Regions from separate parts of the Mus musculus genome. Here region 1 is linked to region 2. Evidence: chromatin loops called from intact Hi-C (ENCODE). Cell type or tissue: left cerebral cortex. All regions are shown on one strand.

The links. Hi-C counts contacts between places; a loop is a spot of excess contacts. Peaks named below come from ENCODE experiments on the same cell type or tissue, not always from the same donor. Only the 100,000 strongest peaks of a DNase experiment are listed, where the experiment ranks them.
Region 1: it touches region 2 in a loop (8-fold over the local background); 3 of 42 quality-filtered maps call a loop at or near these places.

Annotation. Positions count from the first base shown.
Region 1 is chr4:119,091,152-119,099,151 of GRCm38, forward strand. No RefSeq gene overlaps it. Among named protein-coding and RNA genes, the nearest start is that of Slc2a1, 14 kb to the right of the region's middle. In left cerebral cortex, no CTCF peak of the experiment used is centred here; DNase peaks (open chromatin) are centred at 4,015, 7,263 and 7,846; H3K27ac peaks cover 1,788 bases.
Region 2 is chr4:119,041,174-119,049,173 of GRCm38, forward strand. No RefSeq gene overlaps it. Among named protein-coding and RNA genes, the nearest start is that of Lincred2, 5.8 kb to the right of the region's middle. In left cerebral cortex, no CTCF peak of the experiment used is centred here; a DNase peak (open chromatin) is centred at 3,289; H3K27ac peaks cover 3,421 bases.

The DNA.
Region 1 (8,000 bases), 50 kb after region 2:
AGAGAAATTATTTTGTCAGAGTGCAACTTCAGGGATTGTGTAAGAGCCTAGTTGGCCTGGGGCAGGGGAAAAAGCCAACATCAGCTTCTTCTAGCCTCCCATTTGGGAGAGGGGAATAGTCAGCTTTAGCCTTCTCTCTCTACCTGGTCTTAACTGAAGGAGAGAAAAACCTGAAAAGACAAAGAAAGCTCACCCTCGGACTGAGTGGAACACCTCTCTTGCCTCACGCCTCCCTGCCGGAACACTAGAGGCACATTTTATTATACTACCTTCCTTTTATCAAGTACATTTTATAACTTTCAACAACAGCACATCCTAATACAAACTCCTGGCCAAACTAAGTTTGGAGAAATGAAAGTATCAGAACCAGAATCTGATATGACAGAATGCTGGAAGTATCAGGCTGGCATTTAAACCCATGATGATTGACAGCCTCGGAGCTCTCCTGGAAAAGTCGACACCACGTAAGAACAAACAAGCAATGTAAGCATGGTGATGGGAATTCTAAGGTAGAAGTGACAGAAACAGCAAGCATGGCACGGGAGAACATGCCTCTAATCCCAAGCAGAGGCAGGAAGGTCATAAGTTCAAGGCCAACCAGGCTACAAAGAGAGCTCCAGGTCAGCCTTCATTATATAAACAAGACTCTACCTCAAAAAATAAGTTAAAAGATCACGTGGTAGCCTCTTATGTCTTTAATCCCAGCACTCAGGAAGCAGAGGCGGGTAGATGTCTGAGTTCGAGGCCAGCCTGGTCTACAGAGTGAGTTCCAGGACAGCCAGGGCTACACCCTCCCTCAAAACAAACAAACAATGCTTGGGGAGTGATATTTCTGCATGAAATCCAAGACCTGATTTTATCACACCTGGGTCAGCGTGGTCCAGGACACAGTGAACATGCTCAAGTAGAGCTAGACTCTACAGGTAAAGTTGAACCTCTGGGGATTTGGCAGGCTTCTCTCGAGAAAGCAGGGTCTTCCCTCATGGTAATATAAGCTGTATGGTTTCAAGAGACTCCATTTTCACACAGTCTGTCCGTCTGTGTGAGAAACCTTCTCTAGATCACAGAGTATAAAACCCAAACAATTGAATGCAGCCATCTTGGACCCTGAAGCGTGAGGGGAAATGTCACATCCATCTGAAGGGACAATGAAATCTTCTTGACAACCTTCTCTAGCTAATATCTAGGCTCTCACGTTTGTTGTTTCAAGGAAGGATCTCACTATGGAGTCCTGGCTGCCCTGGAACTCACTGTGTAGACCAGCCAGACTGGCTTCAAACTCCAAGATCTGCTTGCCTCCACCTCCTGAGTGATTAGAGGTCTGTGCCACTCTGTATAGTGACAATTCTGGAATTTTGGTTTCTTTAAAAACACAGAAATATTCTGAGAACAGGTTTTTGTTTTAATCCCATGGGGTGAGATATGGGGCTGCTTCAGACAGTCTGCAGCAGCTGACCATGATTTGCCTTGTGCTCTAGCAGAGGGACGTTTCCGTGATTGTGTGACGTTTGAAATTCTAGGGACTTTTCAGAGGTTATATAAATGCTAGAATCCCACTAGGTAAGGTGGGTGCAGGTGTTCATTTAAGGCGATTGGCTGAAGTTTGTTGGTGTTGTGCTCAAAGAAGAAACAAAAGGAAAGTAATTAGACTCGGGGATCTCTCTCTCTCTCCTCTATCCTTTTTCTCCTAGATAGTGTTAAATGAAAAAACGAAGTGGGAGGATAAAGGGTAGGAAAAAGAAGAATCCACAAAATAGCCTGACCAACTACAAGTATGCCCAGCCTAGCAGCAGCGGTAACAGTACTTTAGGTGCTATATTTTTAGTTAGGTCCTATGTTGAAGGTTTTTTTTTTTATTAGGTATTTTCCTCGTTTACATGAAGGTTTTAAAGGCCTAGGTTCTGCAGATCTTCAGTTCTCTGACTTTAATAATCCAAAAGGGCTGGAAAAATAGCTCAGAGGATAAAAGAACTGACTGTTCCTCCAGAGGACCCAGATTCCAATCCCAACACTCACAAGGCAGCTCACAACTGTCTATAACTCCAAGATATGACTGACACCCCACACACATACATGCCGGCAAAACATCAATGTACATGAAAGCTAAAAATATTTTTTTAAAATATATATATAAAAAAATAATCCAAGGGTTTTGGTGGGGAGTTTGAGGCCAGCCTTCCTTATCTACATAGTGAGTTCCAGGACAAGCAGAGCCACATAGTGAGACCCTACCACAAAACAAAAAATAAAACAAAACAAAACTGAATCCAAGAGTCTTTGTGCTAAGCACTTACACGTTTCAGACTTATCTACTATCCCTGTCTCAGCTTCAGAGGCAGGAGTGGGGCAGGTGATCCATGGGTAGCACCTTTCCCTCCAAATCTGGTGTTGCAAATAGGCGTCTCCCTCCAGTGCGCGAGTGTGTGTGTGTGTGTGTGTGTGTGTGTGTGTGTGTGTGTGTACACGCACCGTGCGCACACGATAGGCGCATGCAAGCACATGTGTATATATGCTCTCGCACACACATGCTCTTGCTGGTGGAGGTCAGAGGACACACGGCAGCTGTGCTGGTTATATAGCTCTATAGCATGTGTGCTGGGTTGAATGATTGTCTCCATTAACTTCAGAATTCTTCTAGCACAAGGATGGAATTGGAGTCAACCTATAGGAGTCAATCCCTGGCCAGGCATGGTATGCTCACAAGACAGGTTTATCACCTGGATAACTACTTGAGCAGGGGGCTGCAGGGAGCAAGCTCTGCTGTCTTCCTTGTTCCTCATCCTGGGATTGCATCCTGAGGGGGCTAGCAAGGTGGGTATGTTCCTGAAGTCACGCAGGCCAGTAAAACCAAGACAGAGTTCATTCTCACGTGAGCTTGGAGCCCAAAGCAAGACAGATGTCAGCTCCAGGTCTGGAGCAGATGGTAACTGGAATCCAAATGAGCTGCCTGAGGGGAGTCTCATGAGGGAGGCCACACGTCGAGAAAATGGGCCCGGATGCCTCAGGTGTGGATGACTCATTTTTCTGCAAGTAGCCATAAAAAAGAAGAGGTCACGTCTCCTCTGCCCTGTACCTGAGAGTCACATTCCAGTGACCCAGCCGACACCCTTCAGGGTTGTGGAAGCTCTTCTCCAGGGCTGCCCTCTGCTCTGGTCTCCAGATGTGGGCTGCTGTGGATGGTCCTCAGACAGAGCTGCATCTACTTCTGAGCATCTTCAAACCCAAAGTCCAGGAGCTCCTGACTGCCCCAGCCTCCGCCAGACACCCAGTTGCCCTCAGTGGGGCCAGCTTGTCCAGCCACTCTCTCCAGTAACTGCTCCCTCCTCGGAGACCCGCCTCACACTGCTGCTATGTCTCACTGGTTCAGTTTTTTTGCCCAACTTCCACACGACTGTTCTAAACCACAAAGCTGACCCTGACCCCCACCCCCTCAGACTCTCCAGTGCCTACCCATCGACAGTTCCTCAGTATGGCACGCAAGGCCCTTCACCAGCCTCCTCTCCCGCCTCCTCTCCCTCTGCACCCTTGAACTTCACCTGAGTCCCATCCATTGTAAACACCAGCTCACACCTCTGTCCCTTGCCCTCTTTGTCTCTCCTTCGGTTTCTACCCATTCTCTGGTCATCCTTCTATCAGTCACACCCTGGTTTTATAAGCCAGCATACACAACACCGCGGTGGCAATAACGATGTTGCATTACAGTCGTTTGGTTACGCTGTTTTTTTCCAGATGAGGGTGTATTGTTCCGCTAGCTGTATTCGTGTCTGGCTCTAAGTCCCTATATGTCACTATGTGTCCGATGGAGGAAGGGAGAAATGTCGATTCCTGGCACCAGGTGACTGAAGGCAGAAATGGAGTTGGGGGTTGGCGTGCACAAGGGATCCTGATGAGAGAAAAGAACAGAGGAAGCCTGAAGCTGCGGAGCTGGCTCCAGGAGGGGGGTGAGGAAGCTGCCCTGAGTGTCAGCCTCAGCTCTCTGCAGGGGGTCCATCCTGTACCTGAGCTCTGTGCTCTGAAATCTCCGGAATCCTTGTCATTTCCTTGTGTTTGTTGCTCCTGCTGCCCGGTGAGGAAATGTTCTTTGACCTCATCCTAGGCAGGAGCTATTCAGACCTAACTCAAGACAATTGTCTACTGGGTGGGCTGGGGATAGAAGGTGGTGGGCTGTACAGTTTGCCCTCATCCTGAGCACCAGGACTTAGGCTGGGCCAGGGTGTGGGAGTCCCACTGGGAAGTTTAAGCCAGGACAGAAGAGAGTGGGGGTAAGGGGGACCAGGAAGCCTCAAGGACTTGAGGCTGGACCCGTGGACCCTGAAGCAAATGTTTGACCCATGGGTGAGTTTCCTGTCTCAGTCGACTTGTTCTTAGTCATACTCTAGGTGACAAAGAATTTCAAGCTCAGAGGAGCTGAAAGGACGTGACTGAACTCCCTGGAGTGGGCAGGGAGAAACCTACTACCTATTTGTACCATATTCACATGGCCAAAGAGAGGCCTGGGTAGGATCCAGAAACAACTGAAAGAAAGGAAACACAGTCCTCATCCTAGTGGTCACAGGCTTTCCACAGTGACAGTTCCTGGGTCTCACCTGAGAACTGCTGGCTCAGAATATCGATGGCTTGGACCGACCGGGGACTGGGATTGTTTGAAAGTGGCCCAAGTAATGCTACTATGTCGATAGTTCAGCTCAGCTCACTGACTTGAGACCTAGCCCCAGTGGCTAGGTGCTGCCTTGGCCCTCACTGCCTCAATGAAACAGCCCCTCGTTCCACAGAACACAATCAGGGGCTCTTCTTTTGTTTTTGTTTTTTGTTTTTTTGTTTTCCATTACTCTGATCATAGAGCACCTGCCACTTTGCCTGTAATTATTTAATAACACCAGTGCAAGGTGCTTGGTGTAAGCCTGCCTGGGACCCCTTCAGATGCATGATGACAACAAGGACAAAGTGGTGAGACAGTGATAAGCGTGATGAACGAGAAGAGGCAGTAATGACTTACTGGGTAAAGAGTTGCCAGACCCCCTCACCCTCACAGCACTCCTCTGATACTGGACGTTTAAATTTTCAGATAAGGATGCTGAGATCTACCCACTGGGGTAGACTCAGGTCACATAGCAGATAGAAGAGCCAGGATCTAACTCAGGCCACGATCCAGGTGCCCACTGGGCTTCTGTTCTTTTAAGGATGGGAACACCGAGGTGCACGGAGACCATTAGTCCAAACTCAACGTTTTCACTTAAGAACCTCTGATCCTGGGGCTGCACACTCCCACATGGCCCCTGCTTAAACCCTTGCTAACTTACTTTGGGCTGACCTCCAATTCCTGGCCTATCCAGGATCCCTTCCTCGCTCTTCCCATCATCCCCAGGGACTTGCCTCCTCCTCTTCCATGCCTGCTTCCCCTCTGACCTCACTCCCTACCCATCCTGCCCCACCTTGATTCCCTGGAAGTGAGGCCAGCCAGGCTTGGCTGAGGTCACTGCTTCTCAGGCAGGCAGGGATCCAGAAACACTCAAATATTTCCTTCAGCTCCCTAGCCGGCATTCCAAATTGAGCTTGTTGAGTTGAGGAAAGGCACCTGCCTCTCCCCTGCTCCCCCCCCCCAACCCGACCACCTGCCTCAGTTTCTCCATTAGTAAGGTGAGAAAGGTCCTGGTGCCTGCCAGGGCTGAGAGATGAGCTACTGAGTTCAGGTGAGGTACATGCTGAAGGTCTCACTATAACTGCCTCGTTCTTGGACAATGGTTTAGAAAGTAGGGGGTCCCAAGTCGGTTAGGTGACACTGGACATTTATCTAACCTTACCGGTGCCCTCCTGGACTTTCTCCAAGGAACAAGAGTCATAACAGTGTACTCTCCATACTGCAAGGCCGGAAGGGTAGGTGGGATATCATGTAGTAAAGGTCACCAGCACAGGGTGGGATCTCCATCAGCAAATACTCGCCAGTGTCCAGTGAGGCCTTTCCTCCCTCTTTGGAATGCAGGGCCATCTCAGGGCAGCTTGTCAGAGACTTGCCGGGTCTTCAGAGTGGGTCCCCAATCCAGCCATCATGCCATGCCCACTGAGAATAGCATCGATAGCTTCACTTCATCACCTAGTGGGTGACAGCACGCTTCCAAATATCAGTGTCAGAGGTGCTCTTGAATTCTGAGAGGTTGCAGAGCCCCTCCCTACATCTTTTCTTTTCTTTTTAAAGATTTCTTTATTATTATACATAAGTACACTGTAGCTGTCTTCAGACACACACCAGAAAAGGGCATCAGATTCCATTACAGATGGTTGTGAGCCACCATGTGGTTGCTGGGATTTGAACTCAGGACCTTCAGAAGAGCAGTCAGTGCTCTTACCGGCTAAGCCATCTGGCCAGCCCAGGTCCCCCCCCCCCCCCTTTTGTCTGTGGTTTGCAATAGTGTCAAGCAGCTGTATGGGTGTTGAACTCTGTGTAGTTGAGGATGACCTTGGACTTCTGCGTTTCTCTGAGTGCTGGATTACAGGCGAGCATCACCAGTTTCTCTGCTTTCTCTCTTCCTCCCTTTATCAACCGTCTACACAAGGCCAGATGAGTTTTCCTGATAAGTCTGAGTTCACTGCCACCTCTGCTGCTCATTCCCAGGGGAGTTCAGGCAAAGCCAGTTCTCTTTTCTGGGTCACACTTTGCTCATCTGTAAAGTGGACAAGATAGTCCTAGCCTTTGAGAGTGCCTGTGGGGTCACAAGTGTCAAGCATAGAGCAAGTAGTATATCTTAGCCCTCGAGACTCTAGTCCCTTCTATTCTAGATGAAAATATGCATGGTCACATGGTTTGGGTGAATTTTTATTGTTTTTTAAGACAGGGTTTCTCTGTGTAGCCCTGGCTATCCTAGAACTTACTATGTAGACGAGGCTGGCCTTGAATTCAGAGACACGTGGCGACGCCTCTGCCTCCTGAGTACTGGCTTAAAGGTATTGTCCAGCTTGGTGTGTGTTTTTTTTAAATCTACCATCTCTCTCTTTTGACTGTGTGTGTGTGTGTGTGTGTGTGTGTGTGTGTATGTACTCGTACATGTACGTGCCCATGACAAACATGTAGCTTTTAGATGTCAACATTCAGGATTTGGTTCCCTCCACTATGTTGGGTCCTAGGTACTGTACCCAGGTCATCAGTCTTGACTCAAGTGGCATGGAGCTGGCCTTAATCCCATGGTCTGTTCCACAGTCAGGAAGGAGCAGGCAGAGCTCAGGAGCTCTGCTTGCATCCAGGAAGGCAGCTCCCGCCCCCAGTGCAGGAGGTGTCTGTTGCTTTGTTTCTGAGCTGTCAGGGTTCCTCTCACGCAAGGAGCATCTGCTGTCCAGCCACATCTTCAGCAGAGTCCCTGAGTTTCGGAGGACAAAGACTAACCCCAGGGCTCCACATTGTACACCTCTTGTTCCACCCTCATTAGCATTGCCCAGCCAGGCCCAGCCAGGCCCAGGTCCTCAGACTGGGTCAGAGGGAGCAATCACCACGAGAGAGGTGTGGCAGGTAAGGCCACAAACCCTGTTCCTACTGCAAAGCCCACAAACATGGGACAGGAAATCAGTGGGCTTGCCCCAGTAGCTGACACATCGAAGACAGTGAGTGACCTTAGACCCACTGCCAGAAGCTTGGCAGGCAGCACTGATTTCCTACGCTGTCCCTGTGTGTCACCATGCTTAGAGTCTTGCTGTCTCAAAGAAAACAAAAACAAAAACGAAGTAGCCTTGTTTGTTTCCAATGCTGGGGATAGGCAAGCCGTCTCCCACAGAGCTCCATCACCAGCCTGCATCTACCTCAGAGCCACTTTGAGTCTTCTGTCAAAAATAACAAGACACCATATGGATCCATCTGGCAAAGACTAAAAGAACCCCACAAAGGATACTTAGTATCCATGAAGATTGCCAAAGGAGGGTGTCTTAGGTTTCTGTTGCCCTGATAAAACACCATGTATGGGAACAGATGGAGTTCTGAGTGAATGTGTGTTGTTGACTTGTGCACATCCATGCCA
Region 2 (8,000 bases):
GTTGCAATGATGTACGATGGTAGGATTTGCTGAAGGAGGCGGAGGCAGGAGGATCATGAGTTCAAAGCCAGCCTGAGCTACATAGCTTGCTCCATGAGAATTCAGGCAATCAATCAATCAATCAATAAGCATATAAAGAGGGAAAAAAACCAATCCAGAAAATAGGCTTGACTCTCTACCCTGAAAAGCCAACCCTAGGGAGTCATCGTCACAGCTAGGGAGACAGCAATGCTCACAGGGGCTGCTGCTGACTATTGGTGGCTGTCTCTCCTCTCTGGACCTGGTGTTCTTCTCCTGTTTATAGTTGGATTAGAGTACCTGTCACCTACAGTTTTAGGATAAACACGAGTTTATGCAACAACAAAAAAATTCCAAATATCATAATTATCTTCCAGGAGGGTCAGTCATTTCCAGGAGTCTGAAATTCTGGTCTCTTTTGTTTTGTGATTCTAATGACCAGAATGAGAGCTCAGCTCTTAGCAGGGAACACCTCTCCCCTGCAGGGCCACACCTGAAGGTTTGGATTCACTGAAGCAAAGCCACAGGAATTGCCACAGTTGGATTTTCTCCAAGGAGGGCAGTGAGACTCCGGGAGGGATGAGAGTAGTCAGGTCCCTGAAATAAATATGGGCAGCTTTTGCCACCTCTGGCAAATCTCCAGACCTGTGGCAATGTGAACCACTGAACGGCTTAGTACTGACCACTGCCGTCTCTTCAGCACTCAGAACTCAAAGCCCCAGTGCAGATTATCTCGTTTGGCTTTAGCAGTCGTGTTATTCAGGGTTGGAGAGATGACTCGGCCATGAAGAGTACTTGTTGAAGAGCACCCAGGTTCAATTCCCAGCACCTCCATGTCAGCTCACAACCATCTGTCACGCCAGTTCCAGGGGATCCAACAGATACATACCTGGTGCACATACATGCAGGCAGGTGAGACACTCTACACATGGGACTAAAATAAAGACATCATTAAAAAGGAAAAAAAGAAAAATGAAACAAAGCATACTATGCTCTCATTTTTCCCCCTATTAGAGGTCTGGCATCTGGACACCAAAGCCACTGGCTTGCTAGGTGGCCAAACCCTGCTCAGCACTCGGGTGGGCTGTTCCCACTTCACCTCCTCATCAGACTCCTGTGACCTGCTGCCTACCAGGCACCTGCAGTCTTGGGTGAGCCTTGGAGCAGGGTCCTATCTGTCCAGCTCCCTTCAGGACTCCCCTAGGGCTGAGATGGATGTGTCACTAGCCCCTTGGACAGAATCTCTGGGCTCAATGAAGTCTAGCAGCAGCCTGATGCACACTCCGATGAAGGGCACTGGGAAATTGCTATATGCCTGGCAGTTGTAGAGCTTGTGGGTGAAAGGCATTTCAGTCCCTCTGAATTTCTTGTTACTATTTCACTGACCTGGCAGACTAAGGCCTCAAAAGAGGTAGCAGGCTCGGCTTAGGTATGCTCATAGTGGGTTAACTAGAGAAACTGCCATATTAGAAATATTTGTTAGAGGCTAGAGAGATGGCTCAGTGGTTAAGATCAGTGACTGCTCTTCCAGAGGTCCTAAGTTCAATTCCCAGCAACCACATGGTGTCTCACAACCATCTATAATGGGATCTGATGCTCTCTTCTGATGTGTATCTGCAGTGTACTCATGAAAATAAATACATCTTTAAAAAAAAGAAAAAAAGAAAGGAAAGGAAAGGAAAGGAATATCTGTTAGGCATTGGTTAGCACTGGAGTGATCTACAGATTGACTCTCAGCTCTACCATTTTAATTCTCTGAATCTTTGTTTTGCCTAAAGACCGTGTCTCATGTAGCCCAGGTTGGCCTCAAACTTCCTACATAGCATAGAATGTTCTCCAATTCCTGACCCTACTGCCTCCACTCCCCGGGCCTGTGCCAGAACCGCAGGCATATGCCACCTAGCCTGGCTAACCCCGAGTCCAAGCCTTCTTCCTTCCTTTCTTTTTTGAAGATTGTATTTGTTTTTATTTTGTTTCTGAGTGTTTTGTCTACATGTATGTCTGTGTATCACATGTCTACAGAGACCAAAAGAAGGCACTGTGTCCTCTGGGACTGGAGTTACAGATGGCCGTGAGCTGGGAATCGAACCTCAGCAAGGACAGCAAGTACTCTTAACCGCTGAGCCATCCATCGCTCCAGCCCAGCCCCGCCCTGCCCCCCACACTATTCTTTTCAATCCGCTTCATGATAGTTTTGAGGACTCTTCACTTATTCCTTCCACAAGTATTAGGTTGAACCATATGGAAATACCCATACCCAGTCACCTATGACACAGGAACAGTGATTTTATATCATTCAACTCTATAAAACCTCTCTCTCTCTCTCTCTCTCTCTCCTCTCCCCTCCTTCTCCCCAGTGTGAGAGACCCATCTCCACATTGTGGAGGGTAATCTGTTTACACAGACAATTAACTGAAAATGCTATTCTACTGTCTAGCAGAGTCTAGATGGAGCTACAAGTGTAAATAAAACTGGCTGAGGTACCCAGGCCAGGGGCTCCTGTGTTATATCCAGAGTCAGGGTTCAGGGAGGCCAATGAGCTGCCTTGAAGAATGTAAGATTCTAAGCCATGGCTTGAAAGAGGCTGAGAGCCAGCCCTGCCCCAGCTTGAGGGCATGGAGTCCTTAGTTCTGGATCTGCGAGGCCAAACTTACAGAGCTGAAAGAGCAACAGTGAGCAGAGAGGCAGAGGCCGCATCGGTCGGGAACATGGGGGTCAAGTGAGAGAGCCAGGTGTCTCCAGCACTCAGCATGATATCTGACACAAATCAGACCCCTCACTTTTAACACTGTACCCTAAGACTTGGGGCACAGGCCAGGGACTTTCCGTTCTAGGCTCTCTGGCTCCTGCTTCTTGGATTCTGATCTCCGGTCTTATCGACTTCATTTCCAAATTAGAGGTTTTTTGGAACCCAGGGGCTACCAGGCCAACCTGGAAGTCCGACTGCACATGCTGTATCCGTGACAGAGTTACAGAGAACAGGGACTGCCCTGAGTGGGACAGGCCGAAGAGGGACTGCCAGAGAGGTACAGACCCCACCCCCACCTTTGTAAGCCTGATTGCCTACCCAGGCCACCACAACTCCATCCAGCTCTGTCCCCGCCTTTGTTCCTGAGTCTCCAAGGCCCCCTTTCCTGCCAAACAAAGCCCCCAGCCACCCGACTGCCGCCCAACAGGCACCTGGGGCCTCTGGGCCTGGGAATCAAAGCCTGTTTTGCAAAGGAGGCCCAGTGTTTGGAGAACACCCATCCCCTGCTGCCCGGTCCTTCAAAGAACCGGCATTGTTCTGCGCTGAGAAGGCGCCTCTTGACGCGCTGGGCAGGGTCGGCTTGACGCTGGTGGACCTCTGATCTCAGGCCAGGCCCCCAGCCACTTGGGGGGAGGGTGGACTTAGGGGCCAAAGAGGGAGCAACCTGTCCTTGGGGCACTGTGGTCCTTCCTCATTCTCTGCCCACCCGAGTTCCCATCACCGAGTTCATTGAGACCCAGGCTCTTCTACCTGGTGATCTGGACAAGGCAGGCCTCAGGAGGCACCAGGACAAGAGATGAGATAGCGGGCAGGATTTTAGTGACCATAACAGGTACGTCAGAGACTGCAAACGTATTAGGCCTCAGTGGCATGTAACTGTGATTCTAGTACTTGGGATGCTGAGGCAGGAGAATCATGAGTTTGAAGTTAACCGGATCTTCAAGGCAAGACCCTGTCTCTAAATCATAGATCACAGGGGAGTGTGTGTTTGTGTGTGTGTGTGTGCGTGCGTGCGCGCATGCGCGTGTACACGTGCGTGTGCATATGTATGCATGTTCTCATTTTACAGCTCACAGAGGCTAGAGAGGAAACTGGGCCCAGAGCCCGGTTCAAGCTGTGAACTGACAGGCCCCGTTGGCTCTTTTATTTGTTGAAGAAATATTTCCCAATTACTTTCTTGTCCATTGTGGATTCCACTGCAAGCTAACATTAGTAAAGGCATTTAAATAAAAGTCTGCCCAGACACAAACTAAGGCCACAGAACTGGCTGTGGTGCCCAGGCGGGTCGTGAGGAGCCCAAATAACACTCAAAAGCCACCTTTATTTGTCCTTCCCCTCTGCCAGTCACAGCATCATGAGCTTCTGGGGTGGTGTGTGTGTGGGGGGGGTGTTAGTCTCACTCCTGTGGCACTGCAGAAGTCTCTCAAGGCACAGAGAGAGGGCAAGCAATGTGTTCAAAGTCACCCAGAAACTGAGGTTAGATTGGAGCGGAGAGCCTCATCTCAGGAGCTCATTCTGTCCGGTCCTCCCCTCAGATCACACTTCTGATCAAGTGGCACGGCAGACCTTTGCCCAGATGTACCCAGTGTGGACCTGTATTCTGAAGGCTGTGATTAAGAGCAAGGTCCCCACCACCAAAGTACTCGCCCATTCTGAGCCTCAGTTTCCTCTTCTGTCAAATAGGGATAGTCAGGGCCCATCTGGGGCTCTCGAGAAGATGAACTTGGGGGGACAAAGCAGGACACGTCCTGAGAATAAACCACATGCGTGATCGTGGACAGTGTGACGGCTCCACTTTCACTGTCCAGGGAGAGGAGAGGCGGGGCCAGGCTAAGGTGAGGAACTATCTCAGTGGGGGCTGCTTCCGGAAGCAGATAACAAGGCCTCCTTCCTGCAGGGCTTACTGGAGGAAGAAGGGGCAGGAAGGGAAGAACTGGGCACTTAGGGGTGGAGTGTTCTGATCTCCGGCCTTAGATTCCTGAGAGTCTCTTCCTACCTTCTTACCTACTGGGCCTGCTGAGGCACCAAGTGTGATCTTCTGACAGTCAGGATGTTGCTGCCCTCGTAATCTCCGCCAAACATCTAAGGACCACAGAAGTCACATCGAGCCCCAGGATCCTGGAAAATTCCATCGGCCTGCATAAGGAAGTAATATGACAGAGAAGAAACTTGGGCCACCTTAAGCAAGCCACTGAACTTCTCTGTCTTACATGAGAGATAGTCAGAGGCCAACCCTACCACCGAAGTTCCCAACTGCCACATGGGAGCATGTGTCTCACCCCCACGCATCTCACTTTTTCTTCCACTCAACAAGGACAATTTCCATAGAGTGTTATTATTTAGGCTATCATATAAGCTGTACAGCAGTTCCTAAATGAGACCAAAGATGGTATTCTTCAAAACACACAGAATGTGGGTCCAGACAGGATGGCTGTGCATCAAAAGTGCTTGCTGATCTTCCAGGGACTGGAGTCCAGGTCTCAGCACCCCCACGGCAGCTGACAACTGCCTGTAACTTCAGTTCCAAGGGATCCAATACCTTCTGGCCTCCTCAGACACTGGCACACACAAGTACAGACACACACACACACATATAAATAATTTAAAAATTCTTAGAAAAGGGAAAAAAAAAACTGGGGCTGGGGAGGTGGCTCCACGATTAGGAGCACTGGCTGCTCTTCCAGAGTACACAGGTTTTGATTCTCAACTCCCCGTGGCAGTTCATAACTGTCTGCAACTCTAGTCCCAGGGGATCTAACACCCTCTTCTGGGCACTGGATGCACACAGTGCATGGGCATGCACGCAGGAAATCACCTGTATGCACTCATACAAATAGAGAAACAAAAAGAAAGAAGAAAAAAAAAAGCGCAGCATCCCCTAAGCAGTATACTTAATATCCGTAAGCAGTATCTTCACTTAATGAAACCATTGGAACCAGAGGTAGGAACCGGCTGGAGTTTGTCAGGAGGGAGTCACTGTAACTCTTTGTGGTGTGATTCTTAGTCTATCCATTTGGGGCTTAAAAGAGCTTTGTATCATCATAAAGCTAACATCTGATCTTTCTCTACCTGACTGCTACTACTTGCTGATGGAGAAACTCAGGTAGAGAAGTGCACAAAGTCAGAATAACTTGACAGAGCTGAACCTTCAGCCACAGATAGCCAGCATCAAACCCCTGCTTCTCACCTCACCTCACACCACACACACACACACAAACATACATGCACACATATACAGAGATGCATGCACATACACACATGCACACACATACACACATAACACACATACATACACACATATACACACATGCACATACATATACTACACATATGCACATGCATGCACATACAACACTCACACATGCCACACACACATACACACAAGTACATATACATATACTCCACATACATGTACCACACATGTACATACATACACATATACACAAATACACATACCTCACACACAACCCACACAATACATACAACACATACATACACACTCACACACATATACACATAGCATATGTACACATACACAAACACATACACACACACACAAGTGTATACACATATACATGTACTACTCACATATACACACTCCACAAACATACCACACACATGTACATACACATACATACATACTACATATACTTTATACATGCACACATATAATCCACATACATACACAGCATACACAAACATATACACTACATACACACATATCACATATGTATACATACACACATATACACACATAGCCTGCACACAGCACACATACATACACACCACATACACATATACATATACTATGCATACATACACATCACATACATATATACACAGCACACACACACATATATACACACAAATACACACACATGCCATATCCATATACACACACTATACACACAAGTACACACACAAATGTGCACACACCATACACAAGTACACACATACCACATACATGCACACACATGCCGCACTTCAGTGGGGCTCCTACAAGGTGGGCATATCAAAACAGTGGAGAAAACAACCATGTACCTCAGTGAATGTGGGTGCTCTGTGGGTCTTGCTAAGAAAGTAGCAGAGAGACTGGTCTGGAACTGGCTCTGTAAATCAGGCTGGCCTTGAACTCACAGCTATCCACCTGCCTCTGCTCCCCAAGTGCTGGGATTACAGTTGTGTGCCACCACTGCCCATCAGAAATGAATTTCTTGGTCAGAAAAGTTCTCCTGAAATTCTGGAGGGACCGAGGGAGAAGTAGGAGCCATACATCACGCCTACAATCCTTGCATGCATGACTTCATGCGCAGATGATTCAGCTGCTAACTTTATCTGCAGTAGCTCACAGGACTGGACACAATGGACCACAGCGCAAGAGGCTGAGACTGCCTCAGGAGGTATAAATACATATGAGGGAGCCATTGCCTTGGAGACTGGGAAGGCTTCCTGGAGGAGGAGGACCAAAAGGCCCAGGGTAGGGAACATTCTGTAAGAACACATAGATACAGTTTCTTAACACTCAGTACTCTCTCAGACTGCCAGCAGGATGTAGACTGTAAAAGATGAAAGAGCTGGAGAATTTAAGAACCAGAAACAGCACAGCAGGGTGGAGCACACCCCAATCCCAGAGCTCTGGAGGCAGAGGCAAGAGGACCTGTGTGGATCTGAGACCAGTCTGGACTATATAGTGCTTTACAAACCAGTCAGTGATGTAGAGTAAGACCAGGTGACAGAACCAAACACAAAACAAAACAACACTGAAACAACTCTGAACAGATGCATGAAACCTGTCAAACTTGACGGGTGTTGGTAGAATCCCAGCGCAGAGGCAGAGGCAGAGGCAGAGGCAGAGGCAGAGGCAGAGGCAGAGGCAGAGGCAGAGGCAGAGGCAGAGGCAGAGGCAGAGGCAGAGGCAGAGGCAGAGGCAGAGGCAGAGGCAGAGGCAGAGGCAGAGGCAGAGGCAGAGGCAGAGGCAGAGGCAGAGGCAGAGGCAGAGGCAGAGGCAGGTGGAGTTCTGAATTTGAGGCCAGCCTGGTCTCCAGGACAGCCAGGGCAGAGAAACTCTGACTTGAAAAACTAAAAACTAAAAAAAAAAAAAAAAAAAAAAAAAAAAAAAGGAAGAAGAAGGAGGAGGATGAAGAAGAGAGGAAGGAGGGAGGTGGAGATGGAGAGGGAGAGAGCAGAGACCTGCCTACTGCACATGCTCTGTGGCCCTGTTACTCTGCTCTAG